5 separate regions of the Homo sapiens genome follow, and all the other regions are linked to region 5. A link is a contact called in ENCODE Hi-C or POLR2A ChIA-PET data. All regions are on one chromosome and are shown on one strand. The core of a region is the stretch at or near the end of the contact, and the rest is flanking DNA. Distances in the headings are between cores, read along the strand shown. Region 1 holds the start of MEIG1 (meiosis/spermiogenesis associated 1). Region 2 holds the start of NMT2 (N-myristoyltransferase 2). Region 3 holds the start of RPP38 (ribonuclease P/MRP subunit p38). Region 4 holds the start of SUV39H2-DT (SUV39H2 divergent transcript). Region 5 holds the start of PTER (phosphotriesterase related).

Region 1 (2,700 bases), core at 46-2,545, 1.5 Mb before region 5:
GCATTGATGGATATGGAAAGAGAGGGCTCTAGGCCACATCTACTAAAAGACATGAAGAAGGAGCAGGGTTTTTGTTTTTGTTTTGGCAGGGAGGTGTTTGGGGAGGTTGTTTTGTACAATCAAGTGGATGTTGAATATACATTGATATACAAATCTAAAGTTCAGAGAAAGACCGGGCTGAAGAGAGAAATTTGGGAGTTGTAAGTAAATAGTTTTTTGTTTTTAGTTTTACTAAGTATTGCCTTTGTTTTAGTATGACTCGTTTATTTAGAAGTTTATATAATTTAATTTGTGATATGTCTTGTGTTTTTGTTTTGTTTGGGGCAGGTGCCCGAGGCCCTTGTCATCTTCATTGACTCCAGCTCATGGCTTGTATTTAACAACGAGCTCAGAAAAATTCCTAAAAATTTAATTACTGAGTCTCCAGAGCTCTAATGAGCTGGCTCCAGCACACAATTGCTCCTTTCTTTCATTCAACAATTTGACAAGTCCTGATGGCTCTACATTCAAAACATGTAAATTGGCCGGGCGCGGTGGCTCACGCCTGTAATCCCAGCTCTTTGGGAGGCCGAGGCGGGTGGATGACGAGGTCAGGAGATCGAGATCATCCTGGCTAACACGGTGAAACCCCGTCTCTACTAAAAATACAAAAAATTAGCCAGGCGTGGTGGTGGGTGCCTGTAGTCCCAGCTACTCGGGAGGCTGAGGCAGGAGAATGGCGTGAACCCGGGAGGCGGAGCTTGCAGTGAGCCGAGATAGCACCACTGCACTCCAGCCTGGGCGACGGAGCGAGACTCCGTCTAAAAAAAAACAAAAACAAAAAAACAAAAAACCGTATATCTTGAATCTGATCACTTTTCGCTTAGATAGTACTGTAATATAGTAATAGATAATGCTAGAAAAAATAATTAAAGCTATAGATATCATCTATTGTAGGTTTACTGATTGTCAGGCACTATGGCGACTCTCTGGAATGGTTCATTCCTCGCAAATGAATAGATAGGAGATATCTACTATCAGGAACTACAAACACAGTCTCCGTGCTGTGATCCGCTTTCACAGGGAATTTTGTCTGGGATTCAAGTAGCGGCAAGTAACCCTTTTTCGCCCTCCATCTCTGCTCAGGGGTGAGCCCTGGCAGCGCTCCTACCTGGGACCTACATTGGCTTAGTAAGATGGGCCGGCGCCCACCCCAGCCCTCGCGCATGCGCATAAAAGCCCACTCCCGGGGGCGGGGCCTGAGCTAGCTGGGCGGGGCCTGAAGGAGCCGGGAGCTCCTGCAGCTTCATCGCGTTACTAAGAGACGCGAGGGTCGCGAAGGGCACAACACTTGGCCTCTCGCTGGCCCTGCTCGCGGATCCCGAGTAGAGAACGCAAGCACCCACGCCCGCCTGCAAGCTCCCGGGCGCCCCCGGCCTCTCCTGCTCGGCGGAACGAGGATAACCCAGTAGAGCCGGACCCAGGGGTGGGTGGATGCGTCGCTGGAGGCGAGGGCCCTGCCCGCCAACCCCTGCGCCCCGGCCGTAGCCCCACCCCGGAAGTTCTTGCCCCGCCTTCTCGGCTCCGCAGTTCTCTGCTGTCTCCTGAGGTTTGCCAGGGAGATCCCGTGGTTTTCATGTCTCTTCCGTGATTTTTAGGGAAGAGGGTCACTATTTGGCCCTTCCAGAATCTCAGGGTCCGGTTCTCCCGGAAGTTTCCGGGCCGCCCCGGACCCCATTGGCTTTAGGGGCCGCGTCTCCGAGGGCTCCGATTTGGGCCCTAGATTTTGGAATACTGTGTTTTGTCCGTCCCAGCCTTCACCAGGCGGATTTCATCTCCCACACAGTTAGTGATTTATGGCAGAAAGGAAGCTGGAGGGATGGGGACTGCAGGTTAGCTGTGAGGGCCGGAAGGGAGCGGTTTTGTGCTGCACACAGGCAGGTCAGCACTCCCAGAGCAGGGACCGCCGGGCGTGCTTTCGGAACCGCTTTTGTCTTTCAAATGAACGCCCAGCGACAGCAGACGGGAGTTCCAGGACCTTAGAGACCGGCTAATGCTTCTCTTTAAGTTAGGAAACAGGCGCAGGCGTGTTCATGGCCTTGCCTAAGGTTACGTGCTGGTTACAGGGCTCCTCCTGCTGCCTCTTAAGAACAGAAATAATCTAATAGGAGGAATAAAAGGGACTATTAGGGAGGCTAATGCTCTTGAAGTTTTAATACTACTAAAAGTAAAAGCGCTTTTCAGAGTGAAAGGGAAGTGAAAAGGGAATTTGGGTGGCTGGCTACATCAGAAGCTTCTGTTCCAACTTTAGATTGTCAGGGAGTTGAGATGGTGTTTTTTGTTTTTATTTTTGTTTTAGTTTTTTGAGACGGAGTCTCGCTCTGTAGCCCAGGCTGGAGTGCAGTGGCGGGATCTCGGCTCACTGCAAGCTCCGCCTCCCGGGTTCACGCCATTCTCCTGCCTCAGCCTCCCGAGTAGCTGGGACCACAGGTGCCCGCCACGATGCCCGGCTAATTTTTTGTATTTTTAGTAGAGACGGGGTTTCACTTTGTTGGCCAGGATGGTCTCGATCTCCTGACCTCGTGATCCACCCGCCTCGGTCTCCCAAAGTGCTGGGATTATAGGAGTGAGCCACCGCGCCGAGATGGTGTGTTTTTAAAATAACGTGCCCGAGGCCGGGCGTGGTGGCTCACCCCTGTAATCCCAGCACTTTGGGAGGCT
Region 2 (2,700 bases), core at 145-2,644, 1.3 Mb before region 5:
CTTCATTTGTTAATATTTTATAATGAATTAGAGGTCAGTCAAAAGTCCCTTTCTATAATAAATCTTAAAGTAGACAAGTAGAATGCAAATGATTTACACTTTCAATGATCAATCATTTCAAGAATCTCTCTACGAACTGAGTAAACCATCTGTGACTCAGGCCTCCCTATCATGTTTTTTAAGCTGACCCACTTCTCCATCACTCACCATGGTTCGAAAAATCTCACTTCTAAGGGTGTAGCAAGAACCGCTCTGTGCCAGCGCATAGTTTGAATCCAATAGGGTAAAAGGGTAATGTAAACAGCACTTTAAAAGGACACCAGTTTTTATTTAAAATGACCCACTGCCTCTAAAAAGAGAGCATCAACACCGGCCTTCACCTGAAGCAATCCTTTTCTCCAACAGAAGAGCAAATCAAGTCTGCAGGGTTCGGGGGCAAAGGGAAAGGATTAAGAAATCCGATCAAGTGTGAAAATGCGTGGTGCATCGAGTTTTGGAGATCAAATACCAGCTTTGCAAACAGGATACGGCCAGGTCAGCGGGAGCCCGGTTCAGGGGATCGGCCCTGCTCTGAAGAGCTCTAGGGACAGGCGAGGCGGTGCAAAGCCCAGTATCCCCAGCAGGGGCCGGGCCCGGGACCCCCTCGGCGCCAGAACTTTGCGCAGTTCGCCGCCTGCGGCCCCGACACCATCGGGGCACCTCCACGCCGCTCCACCCACGTCTTTGCCCATTCTTTTCGGGTGGCGGCTGCGGAGAGGGAGTCTGAAGGGACTTAACAAGGATGGCAGGGAGCAGAGGAGGGCGACCTCCTACCCCAGGCTGCGGCCGCCACAAAGGGAAGGGCGTAGCGCCTCTCCTCGGCGCCCACCGGAGCCACCCGCGGGCGAGGGCAACAGGCGCCTCCTGGGCCAGGCCGCCGGCGGGGATGGGCGAGGCTGGCCGGGGGCGCGCGGCAAGTGACAGTAGCGTCTCCCCGCCCGGGCCCCAGCCTCCCCGCCCACCCCGGGCCTCGCCTCCCCGCGCACTGCACTCTCCCGCGAGCCGCGCGCCCCGGACCTCACCATGGGCTCCGCGCCACGGAGAAGCCATCGCGGGGCGGAGCGGCCGAAGAACCCCCAGTCCTGGGAGCCACCCCCGAACGGGAGACCGTGGCGCGCGCGGTCCCCGCCCTGTCGCGCCCGGTGCGCCAGCGCGCCGCCCCTACCCTTTGGCGTGCTCCGTCTCCTCCTCATTGTCCCCGTCTATCCCGCACGTGTCCTGGTCGTCCAGTTCCAGGCTCTGCTGGCTGGCCGCAGACTCGCTGTCCTCCGCCATCGCGGCGGCGCTGGCTGGGGAGGCGGTGCTCGGGGCCGGGCCGGAGCGGCCGCAGCTCCCTCTAGTGCCTCCCGCCGTACTGCTTGGAGTCGGAGCCCGGGCGCTACGCCCCGCCCCGCCCCGCCCGCGCCCCGTCCCGCCCTCCGTCCCGCCCCCTCCCCGCCCTCCGTCCCGCCCCGCCCTCCATCCCCGCCCCTCACCGTCCGCGCCCAGCCCGCCGGCCCCGCCCTGCCCGCCGGCCCCGCCCTGCCCCACGGGCTTGAACCCCGCCCACCTCTTCGTCCCTCCCCACCAAGCCCCGCCTCTCCCCGTCCCGCCGGCTTCAATCCAGCTCTCTAACCCCGCCCGCCTCTGAGACCCCTCCCCTCCAGCCCCGCCTTTCCCCACCCTGCCGGCTTCAAACCCGCCCTCTAACCCCGCCCACCGCCGCAGCCCCTCCCAGATGGCCCCGCCCCTCCCCGCCCCGCCAGCTCCAACCCTGCTCACCCTGGCCAGCCCTGCACAGGGCCGAGTCCTGTACATCCAGGCCTGCGCGGTGCCTCTGCCTGGGGCTCGGCTCTCAAAGCTGCAAACGTGCAGACTTGACATCCTGAGTGGCGGCATTTTTGGAACACAGGCCATGCGATTTTACTTCTGGACGAATTAGGGAGCGCTCCCAGCCCGTGCAGGGGTTTTTCCCACTCAGGAGTAGGCACTCAGGGATGGGGCTTTCCAGAAACTCTTCCCGCCCCTCCACATACATGTTAACAATTCCATTTCGCATCTATCTATCCATCTAATACATTATAAAATCAAATTCAAAGTCAAAAACAGTATTTCCAGCCCTCCACCGCCCTGTCCCAACCAGGCTTGCAGCACTAAAACTCTTGACAGAAATTTTTGAGCTACCCCTGCTTTCCCTGGACACTACTACGGACGGCTCAGACCAGAACAGACATCTTGAGGGACTTGGGGACGTGTCCACGATGCTGGGGGATTGGACAGTTTCAGGTAGGCTACCCTGGCTTTCCCAAAGTCAAGGTCATGACCTAGATTTCCAAGCAAACGTGCACGGCCTTCTGTGCTGAAATTGTCCGCTGTCTCTCTCAGAAGAGGGAAGGGAGGCATTCTGTAGTACTGCCAAATAGAAGACCGGTGAAGTTCAGCCTCTCTTATTTGCTACTGCATTCTGTACAGAGCAGTCCTGTCCTTTGCTTTGCTGAGATGATCTTGTTCAAATGTGCTGCTAGGCCACCGGAAGTCTCCGCAGTGGTTTTGCAAAGATAATCATCAGAACCCGCTCAGTGAGGAAAATGAGACTTTAAAGAGCCACCTGAATTTTTTGGTGTGGGTCCTTTTTTTGCAGAAGATACTAGGAGCATTTTATGGCTTTTTTCCCCAAGGGAG
Region 3 (2,700 bases), core at 67-2,566, 1.3 Mb before region 5:
CACAGTAGCTCATGCCTGTAATCCCAGCACTTTGGAAGGCCGAGGTGGGCGGATCACCTGAGGTCAGGAGTTCGAGACCAGCCTGACTAACATGGTGAAACACCGTCTGTACTAAAAATACAAAAATTAGCTGGGCTGGTGGCCCGTGCCTGTAACCCCAGCTACTCCGGAGGCTGAGGCAGGAGAATCACCTGAACCTGTGAGGCGCTGGCTGGAGTGAGCCAGGTTCGCGCCATTGCACTCCAGCCTGGGCAACAAGGGCAAAACTCTGTCTCAACAACAATAATAATAATAAATAAAAGAAAGAAATCACAGAAACTATACCAGAAAATAGGATACAAAACCAACAGTGAGGAGATTGAGAAAAGGAGGCAGATACGTAAAGAGGAAAAGGAAGGGGGCCCAAGTAAGGCCGGAAAAAGCGGGGAGAAGGAGGAGGCTCATTAGGTCAGAAGCAACCTGCCGTCTTCTAAGTTCTGGCCAAGGGTAGATCAACAGATCCAGATTCCTGAGCTTTAAAATGTTATTCGGCCGCTTCATCACTTGTCCCCGACTTTGCAGCGACTCCGATGGTAGCCTGAGTCTCCATTGCTTGGAGCAGCCACAGTGGACACTGGACGGGATATTCTGTGCAGCTGTTGCTGAACTCAAGGCAACTCTTACTGCCTTTCTCTTTTCGGGCTCAAGATTCCCTGCATTATTGCCCATAGGCATGTGTTTTACCCCATACTCCTTCTCCCTTTTATCTTGATTTTCGCGGTGCTGGGGAGTCTGCAGGGATTCCATGGCGACGGGCTCACTGGGACAGGGGCTGGGGTTGTGCGTCCCTGAGGCAAGGCAAATACAGAAAAGCGAATAGAGACAGAGGGCTAAGATTCCAAAGCACTGAAAGGTAGAAACTGGGTTAGAAGAGAGAGGGGAGCACAAACGCCCGGAGAGAGCGAGCCCTCGGGATACCATTGGCTATAGGCTGGCCTCCGAACAACTGGACGGTCCAAGTCCTGAGCGTCTGGTTACCCGGGCAACCGCATGGTCTCGCGATACATACCTCGCGCCTGCGCACTGCCCCTGTAGCGGGGGTGGGGGGACCCGGTCCGGAGACTCCACCCCGGGGCCTAAACTCGAGTCTAAAAGATTGGGCCTCGTTGTGTCGTTTCCGGGTCGCGCGACGCTGTGGGCCGCTTTCCCCTCTCCGGAGTGACCTAACACAGGATAACGAAACCTGCACTGCTCCGAGCGCTTCCTCCCCGGCCCGTCGCGTCTGCGAGGCGAGGCCGGGAGGCGAGGGCTCTGCGCACGCGCGGCGCAGGCGCACTGGGCGCCGGTGCTGTTGCCTTCAGGTGACCACGGATTCGCCATCGTGAGTTCCAGGTGGGCGCGCGGGGCCCACGTAGGGCAGGAGGCCAGCCCCGGGGGGATCGGGCCCGGGACTCTGCGGAATCTGGAGGCCGAAGCCCGCGCGCACGCAGGGTCTCTGCTGCTTCCCCAACGCCTGTTGCGTGGCCGCAGGACCCGCCGCCCTCCCGGTTGGGCCGCCCAGTCCCGGGCCGGGCGCGTGCACCCAGAGCTTCCGCGTTTCTAGTCCGGCTCCTCTGCTGGATTGCAGCGCCGGCTGGGCACCAGGAGTACAAAGCGAAAACCCCCGCCGGCCCTTCTGTTCTCCACGGTCTCCAAGGAGACACGGACAACAGAACAACACTTCCGTGTGCTAAATAGTAAAGCACCAAGGTACTCGATCCAGGGGCGGCGTGCAGTGGGGAGGTGAGCTTTGGGTCGGCCGTCGCCCCTCGGCTACCGGCGGGATCCAGAAACCGGGAGTCACCACCAATACCGTTCTCAACTTTACTTCCAGCTGGTCACTACTGTGTCGGGAGATTCTACCTTCTTTTCCGACTAACATGTATTTTTCTCCAGTCCTTTCTGCGGCGTCTCTAGTGCAGGCCACCGTCATTTCTAACCTGGACGACTCCAGGAGCGTCTTTGCTGCTCGGGGACTCTTCCTTTGCCCAGATCCACAAAGATCTATAACGTCTTTCTAATCACGACACCTCTGCTTTAGATGTTAAAGTTGCTTCACACTGGAACGCTTGCAAAGGTCTTCATTATCTGGTCCTTACCCACCTTTCCTAGTTTCTCACCGCTTTCTCTAGCATCTCTGCCCCAGCCACATTGAACTTATTTGAACGTGTTTTTTTTTTTTTTTTTTTTTTTGAGACATAGCAGTCGCCCAGGCTGGAGTGCAGTGGCGCGATTCCGGCTCACTGCAACCTCCGCCTGCCGGGTTCAAGCGATTCTCCTGCCTCAGCCTCCCGAGTAGCTGGGACTACAGGCGCCTGCCACCACGCCCGGCTAATTTTCGTATTTTTAGTAGAGACGGGTCACCACGTTGGTCAGGCTAGTCTCGATCTACTGACCTCAAGTGATCCGCCCGCCTGGGCTTCCCAAAGTGCTGGGATTACAGGCGTGAGCCACCTCGCCAGCCAACTTATTTCTTTTAATACTGAGATACCTTTCTTTACTCCATACTTCCTTTGGTAGGCATTGTTTAGATGTAGGTTAAGAGGTCCGGCCCGGCGCGGTGGCTCACGCCTGTAGTCCCAGCACTTTGGGAGGCCGAGGCGGGCGGATCACAAAGTCAGGAGATCGAGACCATCCTGGCCAACATGGTGAAACCCCGTCTCTACTAAAAATACAAGAATT
Region 4 (2,700 bases), core at 201-2,700, 1.6 Mb before region 5:
AGGACGGGAGGCTGTATCCAAGTCTGAAGGCATAATCCTAGATAGACTAAGCCTTAAAGGGCCTGGATGCTCTTCCAGGTGACAGGGTTGGACAGGGCCTTTTATTCCTTATCTCAAGGTAATGAGATATGGAATACAAAATTTACTAAGGACTCAAATCTTAGAAACATGTCTGAGAAATGCAGTTGCATTGAAACACACACGGACTGCAGAACAGTATTTGTATTATGATGCCGTTTGTAGCTAAATAAAGTCTGGGAGCATGAGTGTGTGTGAGGAAGTGGTGTTTCCCATCGTAGAAAATGATTAAATATTTAAAAACGAGAAGTTAAAAAGAAAATCACTCCGAAAAGGCTATTTCGTTATTTTCCTATACATTTTTTTCTTCCATAGTTAAAACTATATTTCAGGGGGATTTGTTTTGGTTTTGCTGAATACTAAAAGCTTCATGAACACCTTTTTAAGACGGCTAGACAGTATTTCATAATGGAATCAAATAATTAACTATTCCTTTAATGGTCTGCGTTCATTTCCAGTATTTCAAATTTATACATACTGCTTTGAAACGTTTATGTAATTTTTTACATGAATTTTTTAAGGAGATATCAAATGGCCTTCTGCCAGTTTTCGTTATTTGCTCTAAGATTTCTGCTTTAGGTTGTTTAGAACAATCATGGATGCAGCGTCAAGAATGGGTGGGGGAGGGGGGTGGAGACCAGGTGGGAGGCCCCTGGAGTCGTCCTGCAGCTTCCTTACTAACGTGTCCTTCTCCTCCCGGCCCCCACCCGCCACCAGGCCGAGCTCAGGAGCTTGGCAACAACATGGGAGGGGAGCTCGGGTCCCCTTACAGACCTACCCAATCCCAATTTACATTAAAGTTGAGCCCAGGAGGTCTAGTCTGCAGTGAGCCGTAATCGCGCCACTGCACTCCAGCCTGGGTGACAGAGTGAGACCTCATCTCTTAAAAAATTCCAAGTCCAGCTCCCCCACCCCCGACGATTCGTAAGCCCCTTTAAGTGAGAAGCACTGATGTGGACCGGTGGTTTCCGCTGTGCCGCACATTAGGATCAGCTGGGAGCTGGATAGCACAGGCCACACCCCACACCAACCAGTCGGAATCCCGGCGACTGCCCCAAGCCAGCGGAACCTCTCCAGCCATGCCCACGTGCAGCCGCTTCCGAAGCCCGGAGCTCTAGAGGGAGCGGTGTCGGGGGGAGACTAACCATGGCCCACGGGGCTGCGGTAGCTGCGGAACCGTACCCGACAGGCAGCGTCCCCGGCTCCCTAGGTCCCCGCTGCCCGTGTCGGATCTCGCAGTGTGCGAGTGCTGCCGAAGTAAGACGTCTCCAAAGCGCAAAGTCCTGGCCGACGTCTTCCCGAGTGAAGGCGCCAAACGGGCCTGGCGAAGGGAAGGGGGCGCCGGACACTGCCGAGGATCCGGGAGCACGCGCGCTCGCCCCGCCCCGCTCCTCGCGCTTGGGGCCGGGCCTAGCTTTGGGGCGCAGGCGCGCTGGCCGCCGCGGCGGGGGGTCGGCCGCCAGTGACGTCAGGACGCCGTGCGGGTTCCGTCCCCCAACAAGCCCCGGCCCCCAAGTCCCGCGCGGGCCGGCCAGGGGCGGGGCGTCGGGCCAGCTGAGCTATCCCGTCAGACCGCGCCAGTTTGAATGAAAGCTCTACAAGATGGCGGCGGTCGGGGCCGAGGCGCGAGGAGGTGAGGCTGGAGCGCGGCCCCCTCGCCTTCCCTGTTCCCAGGCAAGCTCCCAAGGCCCGGGCGGCGGGGCCGTCCCGCGGGCCAGCCAGATGGCGACGTGGCGGTTCCCCGCCCGCCGCGACCCCAACTCCGGGACGCACGCTGCGGACGCCTATCCTCCCCCAGGCCGCTGACCCGCCTCCCTGCCCGGCCGGCTCCCGCCGCGGAGGTGGGCACTGTCCGAGCCTGGGGCACTTCGGAAGTGGAGCGTGGCCTCTCCGCCCGCTCGGCCCGGCCCCCTCCGCGTCTCCCGTGGCGGCCTCGGGCTTCGAGGCCGCTCCCCGGCAGTCCCCGGTTGGAGGTCCGGGGGGCACGGCTGCGACTGGCTCCTTTGTGGTGGTTCGAGCGCGGCGTGCGGCATGCGCCCGGGCCTTTGAAGTGGGAGGCGGGAAGCGACGCCCGCCGGCGTGAACATGACCTTAATATCAGAGGGGGAGAGTAAATCGGGGCGCCTGTGTGCTAAGAAAGGGGATAAGCGAGGAATCCCCCCCAAGGCGGACACGCTAGGAGGTTGAGTGCCTCGTTGGAGAATCGCCCAGAAAGTGGGTATTTGAGGTTGCAGCCTCTGGCTTACGGTAACTCTTTCACCCACCGGGAGCTTGGTGTTATTTCTGTGGACGCTGGGGAATTGGGCACCGGGGAACTGGGCACCGAGCGCGCGTGGGTGTGGGCGTCGGGGGGTGTTGGTGTCGCGCACGCTTTGAGAGCCTGGAACTTTTCCGTGCGTTCCGGAATGTAAAGGTGTTTTCAAGCTCGTCTCCTCTCCGCTGGGATTATGACCTCATTATCCCTGAATTTTTCTCCTTGGAGAATGTCAGGGGTTACTGTGAACCAGCGGAAGGTGTTTGTGGTGGTCATGAACTATTTAATTTTGTCAGTGAAATCTTTTTCTGCATTACTGGAGACTGTCGAGAGATTGTCTTTCTTTTTTTAACCACGTGTTTGCAGTT
Region 5 (2,700 bases), core at 118-2,617:
AATTGATGACAGTGTAATATGGTTGGGGTTCAGAAAATGATACCCCAAAATGAAGGCCTTAGAAGCAGCTCTCTCTAACCTCATGTCCTCCTGCCTCTGGCCCCTCATTCTAGAAACTGGAATCCCTCTTCCCCAAGGTGATTCACAGAAGCCAGAACCCCTCATCCCCAAAGCCAAGCATAAAACCTAAAAGTTTGACTCTGCGTGTCCCCTGCCTTTCTGTGTCAAAACTGGCGGTAAAGAAATTCTCTGCCCTGCTTTGTTTGACTGTAGGTCATAAGACCCCCATTCCAGAAAGGATCCTGCTCTATACCCAGAAGGAAGGAACACTGCACAGAAAAGCCAAAAAGAATCTAAACAGACAGGGCTTGCTCACTTAGTCTATTGGCATTAGCTCAGACCCTTTTTATGCCATCGTAGTATCTCTTAGGTTGGTGCAGAAGTAATTGCGGTTTTTGCCATTAAAAACCGCAATTACTTTTGCACCAGCTGAATACATGGCGGTCCATACTTTATTGAACCTAAGCGAAAAAATGGACCGTTTCCCCTGCATCTTTGGGTTTTCATTCTGAAGGCTCCCGGATCACATAAAGTTACGATCTAGTATATTTGTATGCCTTTTCTACTGTGAAACTGTCTTTTGTCAGTTGATTTTCAGCAAACTTTCAGAGGACGAAGGAGAGGTTTGCCCTTGGCCCCCTACAATACCTAAAGGTATGACTCTTTACTGTGGCAGCTGCTCCAAGCATCATGTTTTGCCAACAGACTCACACATACTAAGTTTATTTCAGTCACAGCAAGTACCAGGGCCAGTTCAAGTGCTCTAGCACGGCACTCTAATTCTAAAGAGAAGGAAACGCGGCACCGGGGCAGGAAACAGTGACAAGTGGGAACACAAAAACCAAAGTTCTCCGTATGCAGCATGAGGATCCAGAACCCACTGTGACATCAAATTGCCAGAGCACCACCTCCGATTTATTCTTGGGGAAAACCAAAAGAGCTACGGAATGCTCCCTTGTTCCAGACTGTTCTATGGAGAACTGGGATCTGGGGAAAATGCAACAGTTTCTTTCCGTTTGGGGATCTAGCCCCGAATTTTTTTCATTCAGCCAAACTACCGACAGTCAGACAGCGCCTGCAGGAGGGTGTGGCCAGGCAAAAACGCGGGGAACGGCCCCGGACCAGGGTGGGGCGTGGCAAGGGTTTGAAGGGCGTGTCCTACGAAGAGGTAGGGCTTGGCAAGGACCCACGGGGCGTGTCCTAGGACTCGGTGAGGGCGTGACCTCGGGCCAGGGGCGGGGAGAGAACCAGAGGGCGAAGTGGGAGGGCACAGGGGAGACTAAAAAGGCCAGGGAAGTTGGCCTGCCGGAAGTTCCCAGGGAGAAGGCAGCGCGTTGTACCCGAGGTAAGGCTTCTTGGAGTCAGAGCAGGAGCCGGAACTGTGGGCCCAGTAGGAAGAGTGGGGCCCGACGGCGGAGGCCGCGCGGCCAGGGTTCGCTGCAGAGCTCCACGCGAGGGTCCTGCCGGAAGGAAGGATTTTCTAGCCGCTGCGCTTGGGCCCTGCCGCCTCTCCTTAAGTGCTTGAGGGACGTTGCAAAGAGCGCCAGTCCCGTGTGGCGCCAGCTCCCTGTGGCTCGACAGCAATGCCCGGGGGCGTCATCGGGTAGCTGTGCTAAGCCTCCTTTAATAAGCTTTTTTTTTTTTTTTTTTTTAGATTCAGGGTCTGGCTCTGCTTCCCAGGCTAGAGTGCATTTGGCGCGATCACAGCTCACTGCAGCCTCGACCTCCTGAGCTCAAGCGAACTTCCTGCCTCAGCCTCCTGAGCTTCCTGAGTAGCTGCGACTACAGGCACGTGCCACCATGTCCGGTTATTTTTGTATTTTTTGTAGAGAGTGTCTCGCCATGTTGCCCAGGCTGGTTTCGAACTCCTGGGCTCAATCAGTCTGCTGCCTCGGCCTCCCAAAGTGCTGGCATTACAGGTCTATATTTTTTGACAGTTTATAAAAGCCAATTACCAGCGGTCATATGTCTGAGTCCTGTGCACTCTTGCTTAATCCACTCTGCAGCCCTGTGAAGGATTCTAGTGATAACGACAAAGCTAAGGTACAGAAAAATTAGGCCACACTGCTGGAAAGTTTAGAGATGGAAACAAAGTTTAGAGGTGGAGTCTTTCTGACTCCACAGCCAGTGTGCTGTTACTCTCTTAGACTACCTCATTCTTTGTACATCCCAAGTCAACAGGAACTAAAGGTATACCCTTACATAGGCAGTAAGAGGGGTTGCTGATTTAAAGAACTTTGGACCCAGAAAGAGTAGAGCCCTATTCTAGTTCTGGTTCCAGCTCAGTGACTTTCTACAAGTTGGTTTTCTTTTGCTTTTTTTAAAGACAGAGTCTCGCCCTTGCCCAGGCTGGAGTGCAGTGGTGCGATCTCGGCTCACTGCAACCTCCGCCTCCCGGGATCAAGCGATTCTCTTGCCTCAGCCTTCTGAGTGGCTGGGACTACAGGCGCGCTCCACCACACACAGCTAATTTTTGTATTTTTAGTAGAGACGGGGTTTCACCATACTGGCCAGGCTGATCTCGAACTCCTGACCTTGTGATTCACCCACCTCGGCCTCCTAAAGTGCTGGGATTACAGGCGTAAGCCACCGCGCCCGGCCTCTTGCTTTTTAAGACTAGGTCTCATTATTTCACCAAAG

Evidence for each region. Hi-C counts contacts between places; a loop is a spot of excess contacts on that map. ChIA-PET counts read pairs that join two places held with the same protein, here RNA polymerase II (POLR2A). Pooled maps may share reads with other maps.
Region 1: a pooled map shows a loop between it and region 5 (14-fold over the local background). The contact joins the promoter of MEIG1 here to the promoter of PTER in region 5. A Hi-C loop is called at or near these places in 1 of 37 single-sample maps with no recorded cell type and 10 of 50 pooled maps.
Region 2: a loop to region 5 is called in a map of CD4-positive, alpha-beta T cell, with 10 times the contacts of the local background. The contact joins the promoter of NMT2 here to the promoter of PTER in region 5. A Hi-C loop is called at or near these places in 5 of 168 maps with a recorded cell type or tissue (CD4-positive, alpha-beta T cell, ascending aorta, gastrocnemius medialis and 2 more), 12 of 37 single-sample maps with no recorded cell type and 17 of 50 pooled maps. POLR2A ChIA-PET finds 5 or more read pairs at or near these places in 3 of 52 experiments (T-cell, WTC11 and activated T-cell).
Region 3: a map with no recorded cell type shows a loop between it and region 5 (10-fold over the local background). The contact joins the promoter of RPP38 here to the promoter of PTER in region 5. A Hi-C loop is called at or near these places in 2 of 37 single-sample maps with no recorded cell type and 6 of 50 pooled maps.
Region 4: a map of naive thymus-derived CD4-positive, alpha-beta T cell shows a loop between it and region 5 (12-fold over the local background). The contact joins the promoter of SUV39H2-DT here to the promoter of PTER in region 5. A Hi-C loop is called at or near these places in 1 of 168 maps with a recorded cell type or tissue (naive thymus-derived CD4-positive, alpha-beta T cell) and 6 of 50 pooled maps. POLR2A ChIA-PET finds 5 or more read pairs at or near these places in 1 of 52 experiments (Caco-2).

Annotation. Positions count from the first base shown.
Region 1 is chr10:14,958,093-14,960,792 of GRCh38, forward strand. It overlaps MEIG1 (meiosis/spermiogenesis associated 1), which reads left to right and starts at 1,296. Exons shown (of 3, transcript NM_001080836.3): 1 at 1,296-1,465. RefSeq lists a silencer at 1,519-1,568.
Region 2 is chr10:15,167,299-15,169,998 of GRCh38, forward strand. NMT2 (N-myristoyltransferase 2) reads right to left here and starts at 1,395. Exons shown (of 12, transcript NM_004808.3): 1 at 1,205-1,395. The coding sequence starts at 1,314. RefSeq lists a silencer at 765-1,594.
Region 3 is chr10:15,096,039-15,098,738 of GRCh38, forward strand. It overlaps RPP38 (ribonuclease P/MRP subunit p38), which reads left to right and starts at 1,317. Exons shown (of 3, transcript NM_183005.5): 1 at 1,317-1,728. It overlaps RPP38-DT (RPP38 divergent transcript), which reads right to left and starts at 1,281. Exons shown (of 2, transcript NR_160789.1): 1 at 1,049-1,281; 2 at 1-827. RefSeq lists enhancers at 862-1,433, 1,735-1,824, 1,885-2,024 and a silencer at 1,235-1,594.
Region 4 is chr10:14,877,209-14,879,908 of GRCh38, forward strand. It overlaps SUV39H2-DT (SUV39H2 divergent transcript), which reads right to left and starts at 1,451. Exons shown (of 1, transcript NR_186426.1): 1 at 1-1,451. It overlaps SUV39H2 (SUV39H2 histone lysine methyltransferase), which reads left to right and starts at 1,658. Exons shown (of 6, transcript NM_001193424.2): 1 at 1,658-1,711. The coding sequence starts at 1,681. RefSeq lists a silencer at 1,392-2,131.
Region 5 is chr10:16,435,643-16,438,342 of GRCh38, forward strand. PTER (phosphotriesterase related) reads left to right here and starts at 1,368. Exons shown (of 5, transcript NM_001261836.2): 1 at 1,368-1,405. RefSeq lists a silencer at 1,243-1,292 and enhancers at 1,713-1,892, 1,913-1,962.